Regions from separate parts of the Homo sapiens genome. Here region 2 is linked to region 1. The links are chromatin loops, found by intact Hi-C in ENCODE. Cell type or tissue: heart left ventricle. All regions are shown on one strand. Each heading gives the region's core, and the rest is flanking DNA. Links, peaks and the distances in the headings are about the cores only.

Region 1 (8,334 bases), core at 1-8,000:
TCATTCTGAAACACCTGTCAGATTGGCATTTTAAAATACTCTTTAATTTAGAAAACTCCTGTGTGGCCACTATCCACTACAGTTTCTAGATGTTTTGAGTTTTTTAAAGGAGAGAGAATAATGGAAAAGAGAAACATAGCCAATAGCCATTAAAATTTAAAAAACTTAATGAATTTTTATCATCTTAATAAATATATATCAAGAAAACCTCACTTTATTACAACACATTCATATACAAGCATCTATTAGCTAAGTTTTGAACATCAAATGTTTATCAAATATTGAAAATAAAGGACAAAACATTACTAGACTATTTAACTATAACACAAGAAAATGTTTTAAAAATTGGTCTTTGTGGACAATTGTCCAAATGATCCTACTCATACACTGTATGAATGAGACCTATATTTAATATTAATAGCAATAATAAAAAAAGCTTTATCTTGGAGAAACTGGGAGGGCTTACTTATTTCCTCCGTTTGGCATTTGGTTTCTGTGAAGTATTATTTGAACAGGCCCAAGTCAATTAGTAAACTTGGAAACTGGAATACAGTTTAGCAGGAAGAGTTGGCTGGAGTGGAAGGAAGGATGGTAGGAGGGCCACTCTGAACACTTTTCAAATGTACAAGTTAAAGATATTATTTGGAAAATGTAGACCAAATACATAGTAACTATTATAGATTAAGTCCCATTTCTCCAAAATAACTTTCAAAAACCTAAAGTCTTTACATTCTTTAAGATAAACCTTATTGATCACCACATCATTTATTAACATTGTGCTTCTTAATCAACAGCAAAGTTCATATATAAAAACCCACATGCTTTTATAATCTAAACAAGTGAAATGATGCAAAACAGAGAAAAGTATAATGCATGCCACTGGTTCGTGAACTTCATTGGACAAGAAAACAAAACAAAACAACCCAAAACCCAGAAAACCCCAACCCCAGCAACACACAGTTGCCATAGAAAAGCTCGAGCAGCCCGTGCTGCTTTCTAACAGCTCTCTCTCTCATTTCCTCCATCCCTATTGAAAAAACGGCGAATCCAAAAGCAATTGGGCATCAAAAATAAAGAATAGAGATGTCGAATCAAAAGCTGAACACAATAGTTCAAAGTTAACAGTTTCCAAACCATATTGATCCACCCTGTGGTTTTTTTTTTTTTTTTTTTTTTGTCCTGTTTGTTAAATCCCTGCTGTAACTCTGATTTATCCTTAATTTTCACATTGGCAAAAATTAAGATAAAAGTAAGGCACCAAAAATCGCCCTGTATAACACCTCTCTAAAAGCCTCATCACCCATCACAGGCAAGCCAGAAACTTGCAGGGAATACCCTCTCTGTGTAAGACTGTTGATTGCCGCCCCTAGACAGGTGTGTTTCATTATGTTACATCCTATTTTCATCTGTCACACAAGACTGTTAGGTACAAATACTTAACAGCACCATTAAGCCATTTCATCTAGCTCCCTGTCTTTAGTCTTTTATTTAAAAAAAATATTGTATCATATAGAAGAAGCAGGTATCTTTGCTGGTTATATTGATTTGCTTACCAAATAACTCCCTAATTAACTGGCAAACATGTAGAAATTTCTTAGCTAGTGACAGGCTCCTTGGGGGGCAATGGAAATATTGCAAGGGCACATTGTCCCCCAATCTCATCTACTGATCTTTTCCGTAAGAAAACTATGATATACTTTTAAGCATTAAGTCAATCGTTTCCTTGGTAAAAATCACCACATTTATAAGAAGCTCGCTGATGCCTGCTATACAGATGTTTTACGCAATCTGCTCTCCAGGCATTAAAACGACATGGCATGTTCATGGCATAATTTTATCTGTTGTACAAAACTACAAAATCCATTCAAAATAAAATTTACGAGAGCTAACTGATCATGCTGTGCATGCTTCAAAGTTCGGTGAGAAGATGGCTCATATTTTACTTCCTTTGCTGCAGCACAGTTTGTTACTTGGTGGTGAAGCCTCCTTTTTCCGTAAGGACTTTTTCCAAGATTCATTTACATTGTTTCTTTCATTATATCCGGTCTCAAAATAATCATAAAATTGGCCTTTGCACTCAAAAGCAAGGTCATTTCCCACAGGTTCGTGGCTGAGGGGGCCACCATCTCTGTTGGTGTCATCATTTGCTTTCTCATCATTTAATTTGGCCTTTTCCTGAACACCAAGTGATCTGACATTAGTGACAAAGATTTCATTGGCAGGTATCTGGCCATCACTCTTGTAAATAGATGCACTACCTACATCAAAATCCACCTGGCGGGAACAACTCGGTAAAGGCAAAGGGGGAGAGGAAGAGGAAGATGAGGAGGAAGAAGAGGCGGAGGGAGAGGAGGCAGCAGTGGAGGCACTTCCAACATTAGCATTGACAGAAAGGGGTAAATTTAGGTAGTGGCCACCACATTCTTGGTAAAAGCAGCAGGCATGAAACTTTTCACATTCCTCTTTGGCCATCCGTGGTCGTTTTCGGTAAGGGCAGTCTTGAGCCATAAACCACTCTTGGGCAGAGGTGCCATTGAAAGAGCAGGCAGGGAAGCACCAGTTATTCTGCATGATAATTTCTCCATGGATCCTTTTCATCAAATTGTTTATAAGGACAGATCTTCGGAGGTACACTTCAGGATCATCGATAAACTTTAGCTTTTCTAAGGACATATAAAGGATGTGGGCTCGTTCCTCAAAAATTGAGATGGTCTACAAACCAAAAAAAAAAAAAAGAAAAAAACAAACAGAAAAAGGAAGAGAGAAAGCTTAGAAAATGGACTATATGAAAACATCATCATAGCATACTTCTTTCTTGGCACTGTCTGGGTCTGGGCATGTTGTGGTCTTGTTCCGCAGGGTTAATTTAGAGAGGCTGTCCCCCATTCTGCTGATATTCCCTTTCCTCACTTGGCTGGAGCACCCACCCACTTCCTGACTCACTGGTGTGGTCAAGCACTAGGGAATCGAGCCACAGTGCAGGCCCCAGGAGGGACAGTTCAGGTGGTTTGATCTATTATGGCCCAATAAGGAAGATGCTGAAACACAAAACTAATCTAAGCTATTAGAAGTCAGGAGAGGAGGTACTTTCAGAGTTGGGGTGAGCGGGGCGAGGGGTAGTGTTAGAAGCCGGCAGAAGGAAGATTCTGGTTGCTAGTTATGTTTTGGTTCTCGACCTGGATGTTAGTTACATGACCTCATGAAATTCATCAAGCTGTACTGTGATACCTGTACTTTTTTATGTGTGTCTATACAAATACACACACACAGACACATAACTCATATATTGTACATCAATACATGTTTTTAAAATGATGCCAAAATGCAAGTCATAATGAATATACTTCAAACCCTGGTCTAGCCAAGAAGGAGCATGAGATTTGGCTTTTAATGCTGTCCCTCTTTTAATCCTTTGGGTTTCATACTTGCAATTATCCTTGCTTGATAAGAGGACACACTAATGAATGAGGCTCAGACCCTGACAGAATGTGTCAGTTGAAGGACCAAAGTAGGCTTCCTTGTGGAGCTGAGTGGGAGACGAGATGCCGAGAGGAAATGAGAGGGCTCACTCCTGAGCTGTGTGACACTGTCACTATGCGATGGTTGGTGCAAATCCAGTAGCAACTGGGAAACTGCTACAACCACAACACAGAAACTAAAAAGGAAATAAACTGCTTGTGTCCTGGGGACCAGTTATTCCAGGCCATCAAAAAAGCAAACTGGCACCATAACCTGAGGAGCTGTGAACTAAACCAGCCCATACTGACCAAAGGCAGGGACTACACATGCAGGGAAAAGCCCAGTACCTACCAATGCATTCTGCTGTCTTTTCATGAGCAAGGTAAAAGCAACATCTAAAGGATGAGGTGGCAGAGGGGGAAGGCAAGAGGAGACAGAGAGGAAGAAGAATTGAAAATCCTCTCTGCATTTCAGACAACTATGGTCTGTGCTTATACCTGCCTTGATTAAATCAGCAGATAGTTATTGAAGGAAGGTAACTCTAAAGAAAAATGAACTGATATTTCAAAAGCTTAGATGCCCAGATTCATAATTCTATGCAATTTCCCCATCTTGTTTTTTTTTTTAACTATACCTACAAAAAAGTTAGCTTTGGTCTTTTCCTGGAAATGAAGTCCATGTTTCAACAAACTTATATGTAACCCATGTCCAGTGAAGTGCATATTTCTACTTGTATACACACATTCAAGGATGATGAGTCTACCCATAAGAGGTCAGGAAAAGCCCTGTGTAACCACCCCCATGTGGACACACAGGGAAGTAGCATTGGCTGCAGGAGCCAGAACTCAGACTGGGGAGAACATGACAGGAAAGAACGAGCGCATTCCCCACACACAAAAGTGTGGAAGAACCATAACCCAAAACACAGTCTGAGAAATATTAAATCATACGTTAAAAAAAATTCCTTGGATTACATAATTTTGACATTTCTGGGTAGAATAGCTCTTGCCAGCTTTTTCTTCAAGTACTTGTGAAAAATAACACAGGACCCAAAAAAGCGACAACGATTAATGAGGCTCCACTGAGAAGTGGCTCATTTTCATTGCTTGGGTGAAACAATTTAATTCCTGGAAGTGGATCAAGCAACTGTTACTAAGTATCTTAAACTCTTAATAAAAATAATGACTATTAAAAAAACATACTTTATGGCTACAGCTGCTGAGTGGTGGGTGAAAATCCTCTTCTTCCACATACTTCCTCTTAAAGTATGTGATCTTGGATGTTGTTATAGGATTTGAAATTCCCCTGTAATGTGATCCTGTGGTAATAAATCAGATATGACAAATGACATGCGGTTTGCCAGAGGTTCTCCAAACAAAATACTTTCGTTTCCTTTCCTTCTAGAGGATAACTTGGCTACATATTTGTCTGTACATGTGGTGATTAAAAATAAACATTTGTCTTAATAGTTGCTATCATATGGAATCCTGTGACCCAGGCTAGGAAAAGATTTCTAGGCAATTATAGAGGAAAATCACATATTTTAGCATTTAATAAATATGCAGAATCTTAATTCTATGCAAAAGGAAACTGCAACATTCATAAAGGGGAGGAGTGTAATTTCTCTAAAATATATTAGTATTTATTTAAATTGTTTAATTAAATTCATGACAACATAGCACCACTGTTAAAGATGTATACATCTTTAACTGTAACCACTGATAACCAAACAACTTTGAAATCTTATTGGCTTTAGGTTAGTGAACAAATGGTTATCTGCACATTGGGATTATAGCATTCCTTTTTTTCAAAATACAAAATTCAAATTTTTAAAATTTGAGTTAAAATTTTGGGTAACTAATGTCCTTTTCACTCTCCAAAATGTAGTATGCCAACCATGAAGACCACAGTTTTTAATCTTTTTTAGCAAAACAGACTTCATTGAGTACTTGTTTTATATTTTAGTTTCTTTTAAAAATAGCTAATACTGCAAAAAAATCCAAAGGAACTTAAACTATAAGAAGAAAGAATCAGGAAGAACATACTTCTATTTTCTTGGCTTTAAATTTTTTTCCTACAATCCTAAAACCAATTGTGTGCTTTACCCATTTATGCCATAGGTTGCAAATTTTTTTGTGTTTGAAAAGTCAGACCTTGGTGATGACCTTGAGCAGTAGGATATAAATAACTTCCACAAGCTTAGCGTTCCAATAATGGAACACTGGGCATAAATGGGTTAACAAAGAAAAGAAGCTCATAGCTGCTGGCCCAAAGTGCAGATTCCTTTATATCTCATGGGATAAAGGTGTCATTGTTGAGCCCACCAGAGCTTTCATAGTTGTGAGAGAACCATACAGTTCCACAGGGTAGAAAACCAAAACCCAAACTCAGAGTTTCAATATCTGGTTTGGCCCTCTTAAAAATACAGACACATGACTTATATTCAAAAAGCAGCATGGGTAGACACAGGTTTGAATGCAATTTAAATATCACCTCTGGTCCTCTCTCTGGAGCTCTGGACTCACTTATGAGAGGCGCACAGGCAGCCCGGGAAGTCCCTGGAGCTTTAGCTCTCCTGGCTCAGAGGGGCACCCCAGACACCACCTCCTGTCCACCAGGCTGGCTGCAAAGGGCAGCGAGGGGTGGGGGGGATGGGCGCAGGTCAAGGGCAATACCTGCCAGTGGGGGACCAGCTCCCCGGTCTCCCTGCAAAGGAGCTTGTGCTGGCCCTGGGGGGCTTGGGCCTCCGTAGCTGTCAGCCTCCCATAGTGTTTGGTACCCAGCAATTTCAGCAGCTCCTTCCGAGACAATGGGCTCGCAGAATCTATTCATGGACAGAACCAGAGTCATCTCTGACAGCCTCAGATCTGAAAAGAAAAAAAAAAAAAACAAGAATGAAGAAAACAGCCCTAATCAAGAGCAAGCCAAGGGACGGCCTTGGCATCTTCATTTCTTTGCTTTGGGAAACTTTTACTTCTCGGCCCTCCCCTTTACCCTGAAACATTTTATTATTTTTTCAAAGAAAACCTCAGCAAACTCTCTAGCTGCTATTAGCTCAGCCTCTGTGTTCAGCAATCTGCATTTCATGGGCGGATCTTTAAAACCCCATTTCTTATTGTTCTCAGATTCCCTTCAGCCCTCTTCTAGACAGCTGCTTTGCCTCCTAAACACATTTTCCTCCTGACCTTCCAAAGAAAATGTACTGCTAAGAAGCCAAAACCCTTGCGCTTCCTTTCTATTAATAAGGCAAAATCAATTTTCTAGTCAATCCCCCGGGAGTCTCCTTTGATGAAATCCACTAATCAATCAAAAGAAAAGGGCAGGGGAAGCAGAAATATCCACCGTAATTCCAACTGATGCTCTGAGGTTCAGTCTGTTCCGCTGCCCCCTGCACCCTCCTCCTCTCGTTTCCGCAGGCCAGTTCCTCTACAACATGCTGGGGCTCCCTCCACTTTCTTCTCCCAAAGCAAAGCAGACAGAGAGACACTTGGTAGTTGTTTCCACCAGCCCTGATCGGCCTGAACTGGATCTGCCTCCAGTCAAAACACTGCGAGATGAAGACAGAAAATTGGCTCCAGTTTCAAGCCGTGAGTTGCAGTCCCACAGGAGCCAAGCACAACATCAACGGAGCAGGCAGAATATTAAACAGGAGCCAGGCTCTGGGGCCAGAGGCAGCCAACAACTCTTTACACTGCAAAGCCCAGACACAGAGCAGGAACTTTCCAAGAGGCAACACATCACTGCCCTTCTCTCCAGTTCACGCCCTTCTCCCTTGGGCCTGCAGGGAGATGGGAGCTTCTCTGCTCTGTGAGGCTTCCTGGGCCCCTCGATAGCTCAGGCAGTGAGGCCGCTTTCATGGGGGCTCTGTGTCTTCACTTGGCCCTTTGCAGGTCTCGAGGTAGGGTCAAGAGTAAGTTCAAGGGAGAGGAGAGTCTGATATGAAGGTAAAAAGACCTAGCAGCCATAGACCAGTGGTGACAGTAGCGCAACCTCAGTGCCTCCTTAACTGCCAATCCCTTTAGGAGACTCAAGCCCCCACTATCTCATTCTGTGGTTTCAAGAACTGTCACACAAGTGACGTCAGGCTTTCTGAAGATTGATTGTCTTTCAAACATAAACTAAGGGCCCAGTTCTTGCTTTCTTTTCCAAATTATACAGCTTGTAATGTTTCTGGGAAAGAGTGAATCTACCATTGTCTCGTGGGAGACTATTATTACCTACATGCTATAACAAGGGTCCACTTCCAAGGAAAAAGAGGAAAAACACCAGGGTAAGGCGAAATAGCATCATTAAAGTGACAATGTCCTTCTGGCTAAAAGAGCAGCTCTTGGCAGCAATGACTCTACCTTTCACCCAGTCTTCTCTCTGAGGTCTCAAATTCTGTCCCAACCACACTGAATAATGAAGCAAGATCTTTTGACAGACAGGGAAGGTGTACAGGTCAGTGGAGAGAATTAGGACTCAGCTGGTTTGGGCTGCTACAACACCTCCCCGTTCTCTTTTAAGATGCCCTCCAAAGAGACATCAGTACGGACTTATTAGTAAACCTTAAAACAAGTGGGCAAAAGAAAGGTTCGATTAAATCTTTACAAAGAAACGATGGGACATGTCATTTATTTTTCTCTTTGAGTCATCAACAAAGAAATTTAGCCTACATTGATTTAACAAATTAAGTCCTTCTGTCTATCATTTCTCAAACTCCTCATCCAAGTAGGGTATCAAACTTCATGATGATTTATTCCCTGGAAGACTCTCATGAAATTGTCCAGTTTCTTCACCTATTCTAAGAGACAATCATATCAGGAAATACTATTGCCAAGAGCACATGAATTACAGCTTTTCAACAGTCAGCAGCCCTTTCTTATTGAGAGAATC
Region 2 (8,334 bases), core at 278-8,277, 53 kb before region 1:
GTGTATCTGTTTGAAGGGTTAAAAGGTGTGGATTGGGAAGACAATCAATCGGATGCTGGGGCCCTGTCTGAGCTGCTCATTTATGTGGTTGGGAAAGGAAGTGACAGCAACTCCTGAACCCTGGTATCACAGCGATGGCTTTGTGGAGGGTCATTGTAGGGTAAACGCACCTGTCAGCATTAAGTTTAGCATATCCTCAGAATGACCCTGTATGGCAGATGCACCAGAATGTGTGTTCTGAGCTAGGGAATCTGGGAGTAGCCAACCAGGAGATTCATTCCTTGTCTATGCAGAACATCTGAGTCCCTGGCCCATCCTATGGGACATGGTGGTACAGGGGATTAAGGCCCTGAGTTTTGGGGCTAAATGAACTCTGCTGGGTGAAAGCTGTTAGGGGGAGGGTGTTAAGTGAAAATGCTATACAAACTGCATGAGATTTGGAGGCCATTGCAGTTTTCCTGCCCAGCCCACTGCCACTAGGCCACTCGATTATGTTGTCCGGCCCGATGTCCCCCTGTATGGAAGCCTCTAATAAAACCCCATGTCTCATTTGCTGGCTCTGGGTCTCATCTTCAGCCTCTTGAACTTGGTGCCTTACTCACTGGGGTTAATAGGGGTTTCATACAACTGTCACCCAGCCCTGGAAGAATCTGACTCAGTGTCTTCTCTGGTCTTTTTACCAGGATGTTTCATTTGTTTGTTTTTGAGACAGGGTCTCACTCTGTCACCCAGTCTGGAGTGCAGTGGTACAATCTCAGCTCACTGCAGCCTCAACCTCCTAGGCTCAAGCCATCCTCCCACTTCAGCCTCCCAGTTCAGACTACTGGCTAATTTTTGTATTTTTTGGAGAGACAGGGTTTCACCATGTTGCCCAGGCTAGTCTTGAACTCCTGAGCACAAGCAATCCTCTTGCGTCAGCCTCCGAAAGTGCTGGGATTACAGGTGTGAGCCAACGCAGCCAGCCACAGGATGAGTTTTTGATAGGAAGAAGGGAGAAGAAGAGCTGGTTCAGAATTCCCCCAAAATGATTTTTTTTAACCCCACGACCGATCCCCTCTCATTTCTGTCTTTCCAAAGGGAGCCTACGTCTGGGGAAAATGTGGCCAGAGAAGACTTTGATTTCAGACCCACAAGGGTATTTCCAGCAATAGAAAACACAGACACTATATTCAAATGAAGAAAAGCATTTGGAAGCGCCTCTGCCCCACCCATCCCTGATTCCCAGGCCCCTGTGCCAACCTCAGTGACATGGCCCTTGTCAGAGGACAGGGTGTTGAGAGGTTCTCCTTGAAGGGGAGAAGCATCTTTCTGGGATTTAATGAGATCACTTATTGTCTCTTTGCTCTGACAAAGATAGTAAACGTGACGGGTGAAATATAAAGAATAATTAGTCCCAGAGGTGAATCTGTCCCCTACAAGACATCTTTTCTTCCCCCTCAGCCTGCTGAAAAGTTTACTGCTTCCAGATGTGCCCGATTTCAACAGTAAGAGGAGCCAGTTCCTTTTGAGCTGCAAACTTGTCAGAGAAAAGCTGGTTTCTGAGAAAAGGCTTAAACTGAAGAGATGATTCCTAAAGAAAGCATTGACGTCGGGGAGGAAATACGACCATAGTAAAGCATTGCTGGTCTCTCCTGGGGTCTCAACCCCAAGGAGGAGGTGGAGGAAGGCCTAGGTCAGCCCCCATCATGGTAGCGACTTCTCACTAATTAGCTGTTAAGGAATCCACCAGCCTCTGAAGGAGACATCTGTGAGGAACGCTTTCCTCAGATCCTGCCAGTGCTCCTGCAAAGCCAGCAAGCCCCAGCCCAGCCGGGGACTTCCTGCTTTCCCAGAGCTCAGGACAGGCCTCAGCCACTGTCTGGAGAGGCTGCTGGAGCCCACACATCAGTCTTTGATAAACACTAGCCACTCCCTCTTAGAAACATAAGCTGTTTAGTCTCTGCCAGTTGCCTGGTAGCTAGGAGCGAATCCTAAGAGCTATGTGCCCCCAGGGACTGACTGTATGACCCAGCCTTGTGACTTCAGATGGAAGAAAAGCTAATATCATGCAGGAGAGCACCTTTTTCTCTCATGTCCAATCTCTGAGGCTCTCTGCGTTGAAAAGTACCCCGGAGGTGGGCCTGCCCTGAGGAGAAAAGTAGGTGGGAAGGCATGGCCAGATATTCCACATGTGGGGCTCAGGAGGCTAGGGCAGTGTTGCCCCAAAGCCTGGGATCTCTCCTTGGCAAGAGGGACTAGAATCCTGGTAGGATAAATGCCCGTCTGTGAAGAGGAACTACTGAGAGGGGCCTATAGAGGAAGGTGGGCTTTACACTACCTACCTGCCTGGGTATGAGCAGAGGGAGTGGAGATAGAGGGCTGATGGTGCAGAGGGCAGACCTGACGTACGGGAAGCACAGTCCTGACAGATCCTGCAGGGAGGGCTACAACAGCAACCCCATGTGATTGCAAGAGGATTGGGAGGACGCTGAGTTTATGAAAGCTATTTCTCTCCTCCTTCCCCCCACCCTCACTCATTACACTCTTCTCTCGGTTGTCTCTTTGCTGTGGCTCCTCACACGTCATAGACATGCCCCTGTGTCTTTGTTTGGGCTACCCTAAAAGCAGATCCTGAGCTGGGAGACAAGCAGGGCTGACATCCATTAGGCACAGTGCCGAGGGCCCACAGTGCTTTTGGGGGCCCATGGAAATGTTTTAATTTCTTTGTAGAAACAAAACAATATATAATATTTTTAGATTAAGAAATGCTTTAGTACTGGCTGGGCACGGTGGCTCAAGCCTGTATGGGAAGCCAAGGTGGGTAGATCACTTGAGGCCAGGAGTTCGAGAGCAGCCTGGCCAACATGGTGAAACCCCGTCTCTACAAAAAATACAAAAATTAGCCAGGCATGGTGGCAGGTGCCTGTAATCCCAGCTACTCAGGAGGCTGAGGCAGGAGAATCGCTTGAACCCAGTGGGCAGAGGTTTCAGTGAGCCAAGATCGTGCCACTGCACTCCAGCCTGGGCCACAGAGCAAGACTCCATTTCAAAAAAAAAAATGCTTTACTACATAATATTATTATGTTCATCTTTATACAAATGCAGCCATAAAATATTTTTGTATTTTTTAATTTTTGTTTTTGATGAAGGGCTCATGGCCGCGAAGGCCAAAATGCCTAAAACCCACAAAAGTTACAATGTAGCCCTAGGTACAAGAACTGTGTTAAGTGCTTTATATAGTACACGTTATATAAGTCCTCATAATGGTCCTGTTGTTCCCCTCATGTAACAGGCAAAGAAACTGAGGCTTAGAGAGGTTGAGTCACTTACTCAAGGCCCCATCTAATGGGTTGGGGAGTTGGAATTCCAGCTACCTCTTGCCTGACTCCATAGTTCTTGTTCTTCCCCATGGTCTGCAGAAACCTGAAGGACTTGGCGGCAGGAAAAATTTGGTGGGGAACATGTGTCTTCTCTCTTGCCTGCTCTGATTTCTCAGGAGCAGGACCCAGGAGGGCATCCGAGCCTCTGGCAGCTGAACCTCTGCAAACAGCAGTCACAGTGCATTTCTGCAGGCTCTTGGAGCTGCTCCCTCTGCCTCGGCCAGATGCGAATTTGTGGCTTTTCCTTCTTGGCTCCTTTCCCCAGGTTTTCATTCCTTTTATTCTGGGATGGAGCTGAAATTTTTCCAACAGGGCCCATGGTGGACACCCAGAAGTCAGTAGGGACTCCAAAAGGAAGTTAAGGCCGGGGAAGGGGGCCAGGAAGAGGGAGACCAGCCTAAAGTACACAACACTCAATTCTTCATTACTCACATGTGGCCTGACCGCTGGTGGACTGGCTCCAGGAAAATCTGAACCCTGGGCTGAGCCTCCCCGCCGGCTGGCCAGGACAGACCTGGATGCCCTCCACCCTCCAGCCAAACTTATTTTTTTCATATCATAGCTGCAGAATATTCGGACCCTCTAGTCCCAGCCGCCCAGTGAACTTGAGCTGTGTGACCTTGAGCAAAAGGCAAAATGTTTCTGATTTTCAGTCCCCTCATCTGGAAAAGGAGGAGGCTGTGGGACATGATGATCTTTGAAAGTCTAATAATGAAACAAACAGAAAACCTGTGCTTCTAAGTTGGTGAGTCTGGAAAGGTACGTCTGTTGCTTAGGAAAAAAAGTCCCAAATCCCAAAGAGCCCCTTTTGGCAAGTGTTGTACTTAAGACAATCCGGGCGCTGCCCCTCCTGAGGCGGGGGGGACTCGAGGACCGGCTTTAGCAGAAGTTCCTCCCGCAGAACAACTCGGACGACGACGCCTCGGAGGATCCGGGGAGCTTTGGAGGAGGCGATGGCGGAGCAGGGCGGGTGGCAGCGCAGGCGTGGGAGGGACAGGTGGCCCGTTCGCGTCAAGTCAGGGCGCCCCCTCCTGGGACACCTGTGCCCCGCCTAGTCCCAGGGCCCAGTCCCGGGGCAGACACTGGCCGAGCCCGGAGCCTCTTCGCGTCCCCTCCCACCCAGACCAGGCCGGCGTTTCCCCCGGGCCCCCGCGCGGCTCCGGCCCGCGGAAGTCGCGCGTTCTTTCTTTCCCCCTCGTTAGTCGAGCTGAAACCTGATCGTGGAAAGTCTGGGGCGGGTGTCAGACCCGGCCAGCTCTGGCTCCCAGCGCCTGGGGCGATTCCTGCTGGAGGAACCCGGGCGGGGCCCGCCAAGGGGGCAGGAGGTCGGACACCTCGGGAACAGGCCTCTTTGTCTCTGTGCGGGTGAGGGGCTGGCAAAGCGGGAGAGGGAGTTAATTGCAGGGGCGGGGAGTGGTGGGGGGGCTGGGTAAGCCGAATGACACCTGACAGCTCTGCGAGAGCCCCCCAACCCCCGCCGCTGGGGGGTGGTCCTCCTAATCCCCTTCGCAAGAGGAAGCTAATTGCTGCAGCCAGAGAAGGCAGGATAAAAGCGAGCGGGCACCCACACCCACCAGGCCCGGAGTCTTGCTATTTGCTGCTAAATTAATATATTACCTAATGCAGAAACCACGTTAAGAACTCCAGCTTTCGGCTCCAACAGGAGCTTCTGATGGGTTAAAGGCAACATCTTGCTTTAATTCCCCCCTTTTTCCCATCCTCCCCCCACTCCCCACCACCACCAACTACAAATGTCAGAAATAAATTATTGAAACCAGATGTAAGGTTTTTGGGTGCACATTTTCAGGCAGTTGTGCGCTAACAGATGCCTTGTATTAATAATGTACAGTTGTGACAGGAAATATGGTTTAGAGTCCTGGAAAAACATGAAAGCTAATTCCATTACCCCTTTTCATGGTACCCAGTTCTTCTCAAATGTTCAACTGGTTTGGATTACAGTGAAATTCTAGAGGAAAAACGATTTGGTCTGAGATGGTAACTTGGTTCTGCTTTCCAGCTTCTCCCGTGGAACAGCACCCACCTTCCTAGGCACCTGCAGACCTGTGTTCTATATACGTGCAAATAGCCAGAGATGAGGACATCTGGACCTGGTGCCTCCCCAGGGAAGTGGCTTCCAAATATTCCCCCCTTTCCTGGTCATGAGGACCTGGTAGACAGTAAAAGCAGGGCCAATGATCCCAGCTTCATATTCTTGTCTGGGACAGTCCATTTTAACCTGGCCTACCCACTCACACTTCACTTGGAGCAAAAGTAAAAACAATAAAACACTTTTATGCTCGAGGAACCAGATAAATCCTAGTAATTGATCTCAGGAGAGGGATTATTAAGGGGCTAAGTGCAATGCTTTCCAGAACCGGGGGTGTAATAAGCATGAAGCCAAACAAATGCGCAATTTGTTATCTGTATTTCATCACTTAATGCATTGCAAGCAACGGGTTTGAAAATGGCTTTTCTCCAGGAGGGGAGAAGGCACTAAAATAGCTGTAACACATCCATTGACAGTTCTGTTGCTGAAAAATGTCATCATTCTCCATGGCTCACACTGTCAGCCGTGCTCAGAAGGGTCAGAATATTCCCACTCTGCCATTTTTGGGGACAGATTCCCCTCCACTTTAGCCAATGTACAATGCTAAAAGAGACAACTCTCAAGGTCTTTCCCGCTGTAACCCTACACTTACGAAGAAATAACAAAGTAACCAGCAAGGATATCGAACTGCCCTGGACCCATAGATAAGAAAGGCTTTCCCTGTCCTAGACAAGAGTGAAGAAGGAAAGATATCAAAGATATCTACCGGTTCAGTTGGGTGAGACCTAAGAATTACAGCATCCAAAATAATAGCTAATCTTTATCAAGATCCTACTATCCTATCTGCTCTTACACCTGTGGCATCTAATCTTAACAATACCTGAGAAGGCAGGTGCCGTGCAATTATATCCTTGGTTATAGATGAGGAAACTGGGTTTTAGGGATGCTGGGTAATCTGCTGAAGGTTGCAGAGTTACTGGCAGAGCCAGCACTCACAATTTAATCTATTTAATTTTAAAGACTTTTAACAACCTCAACTATCATTTATTCTAATAGGTAAGGAAAGTATGCTATGAATTATGGGTAAATCCACACTGTGTCATTCTCTTAACGAAACTTTTTTTTTTTTTCAGGCTTGGTGTACAGTTGATGTCTAGAATATATTAACAGAAGGCTGCCCTGTAGAAGTTTTGAGTTAATGGTTTCCATCAACGCAGGAGTGGAAGAAGCTACTGGGGATCAGGAATCAGAAGTCCTGGCTTTAAGCCCTAGCTTTAGCCCTCACTGGTAATAAAATCAAAGCAATTGGTCTCTTTGACTTCAGTTTCTCCACTTTTAAGGTTGACCTGATAATACTTGCCCTGCTTGTGAAGAGCATGTGAAATAATAGCTATTCAAATTTTTACAAAGCACCAAGCAAATAGCTGTGTGACCTTGGGCATGTTCTTTTACTTTTCTGATCCTTATTTATCTTAACTGTGGGATTGAATGAAAGAGCATCCAACTTCACCTCCTGCTCTGAAACTGTACATTTCAAAGATGGGTGTTATGGCATAGTTTGTTGGAGCAAAAGCCAGGAAACAGAGGGTTGCCTCCCAAGAGGGAAAAGCTGAACACATTATTACACGTCCACACCATGGCATAGTATGTAACCAATGAACATGGAAAATCAGAGTATGCCAGATAGCTTGGAGGAGTTTCTATGAGGTGGTGTTGAGATGAGGAGAGAAAAGATGTATAAATGATCCCACATTGTAAAACAATAAACAGCATTCCCCTGGGTATGTGTATAGGTATATATTCTATACAGAATTACATAAAAAAAAAGTATACTCCATATTCAAGGTGTTATGGTGGGAAGAAAATGGGGCGAGGGCTGACCATAGAAAAGGAAATGGGGAGAAAAGACTGCATTCAAAAATAATAAGACAACATGTATTTGCTCAATGCATGTGTTTGTGTAAAGATCTATATTGTGAATACGTGCTACTTTTTTTTTTAACAGGAATTACAGGAATTACACCCCCCAGAAGTTCTATTTTTTTAAATATGAACCAGGCATTTTTATTAAAAATAACTAAATTTTTTTCGTTTAGACCTGTATCTTGGTGCAAGAGAGTACTCACATACATAAGAATCGACCTGCTGCTATGCCCCTCACCTGTTGACTGTATGTCAATGAGAAGTTCCCCCGTGTAGGCTGGGCCCAGTGGCTCATGCCTGTAATCCCAGCACTTTGGGATGCCAAAGTGGGAGAATCGCTTGAGGCCAGGAGTTTGAGACCAGCCTAGGCAACATAGTGAGACATTGTCTCTATAAAAAATGAACAAAATTAGCTGGGCATGGTGGTGCATGCCTGTAATCCCAGTACTCAGGAGGCTGAGGCAGGAGGATCACTTGAGCCCTGAAGGTGGAGGCTGCAGTGAGCCATGATCGCACCACTGCACTCTAGCCTGGGTGACAGAGTGAGACCCTGTCTCCAAAAAAAAAAAAGTTTTCCTACGTAGAAAGTTCCCTAACATAGCATGTTCCTTAACATAGTTTGAATATTCCCTGTCCTTTAGTCATGTTTACACTGAATATTTGCATAGGAAACCCTTTGTCATATAAAGAAAATCTTCCCAGCACCTACCTAAGTGCTTCGTTTATATTCAACAAATACCTGTTTGCAGACACGGACCTAGAGGCTGGTGATGCAGCAGTGGGTACAACAAAGCCTCTGTCCTGATGGAGTTGACCTTTTAGTGGGGGAAGTTGATGATAAAAATACATCAGTAAAATATAAAAACAGTGGATGACACAGAGTGAGTAAAATAAAGCAAAGAAAGGGGAGTGAGAGAGGAGGCACCAGGCACCATGTTAAAGGGGATCTTCCTCAGGGAAGACCTCTGAGGAGGTGATAATTGGAAAGAGACCTGCATGAGGTGG

The links. A loop is a pair of places that touch in the nucleus more often than their neighbours do. Peaks named below come from ENCODE experiments on the same cell type or tissue, not always from the same donor. Only the 100,000 strongest peaks of a DNase experiment are listed, where the experiment ranks them.
Region 2: it touches region 1 in a loop (4-fold over the local background); 41 of 110 quality-filtered maps call a loop at or near these places.

What each region holds. Positions count from the first base shown.
Region 1 is chr1:210,235,936-210,244,269 of GRCh38, reverse strand. SERTAD4 (SERTA domain containing 4) reads right to left here. Exons shown (of 4, transcript NM_019605.5): 2 at 6,135-6,326; 3 at 4,662-4,777; 4 at 1-2,712. The coding sequence starts at 6,309. The coding sequence ends at 1,933. Among named protein-coding and RNA genes, the nearest start is that of SERTAD4-AS1, 6.2 kb to the right of the region's middle. RefSeq lists an enhancer at 5,614-6,124. In heart left ventricle, for the core only: a CTCF peak has its summit at 4,268; a DNase peak (open chromatin) is centred at 7,049; H3K4me3 peaks cover 3,830 bases; H3K27ac peaks cover 3,283 bases.
Region 2 is chr1:210,288,728-210,297,061 of GRCh38, reverse strand. It overlaps LINC02602 (long intergenic non-protein coding RNA 2602), which reads left to right and starts at 3,913. Exons shown (of 2, transcript NR_183451.1): 1 at 3,913-4,118; 2 at 6,540-6,724. In heart left ventricle, for the core only: CTCF peaks have their summits at 4,206 and 4,406 (motif pointing left); DNase peaks (open chromatin) are centred at 1,821, 3,551, 3,811 and 4,341; H3K4me3 peaks cover 1,918 bases; H3K27ac peaks cover 5,301 bases.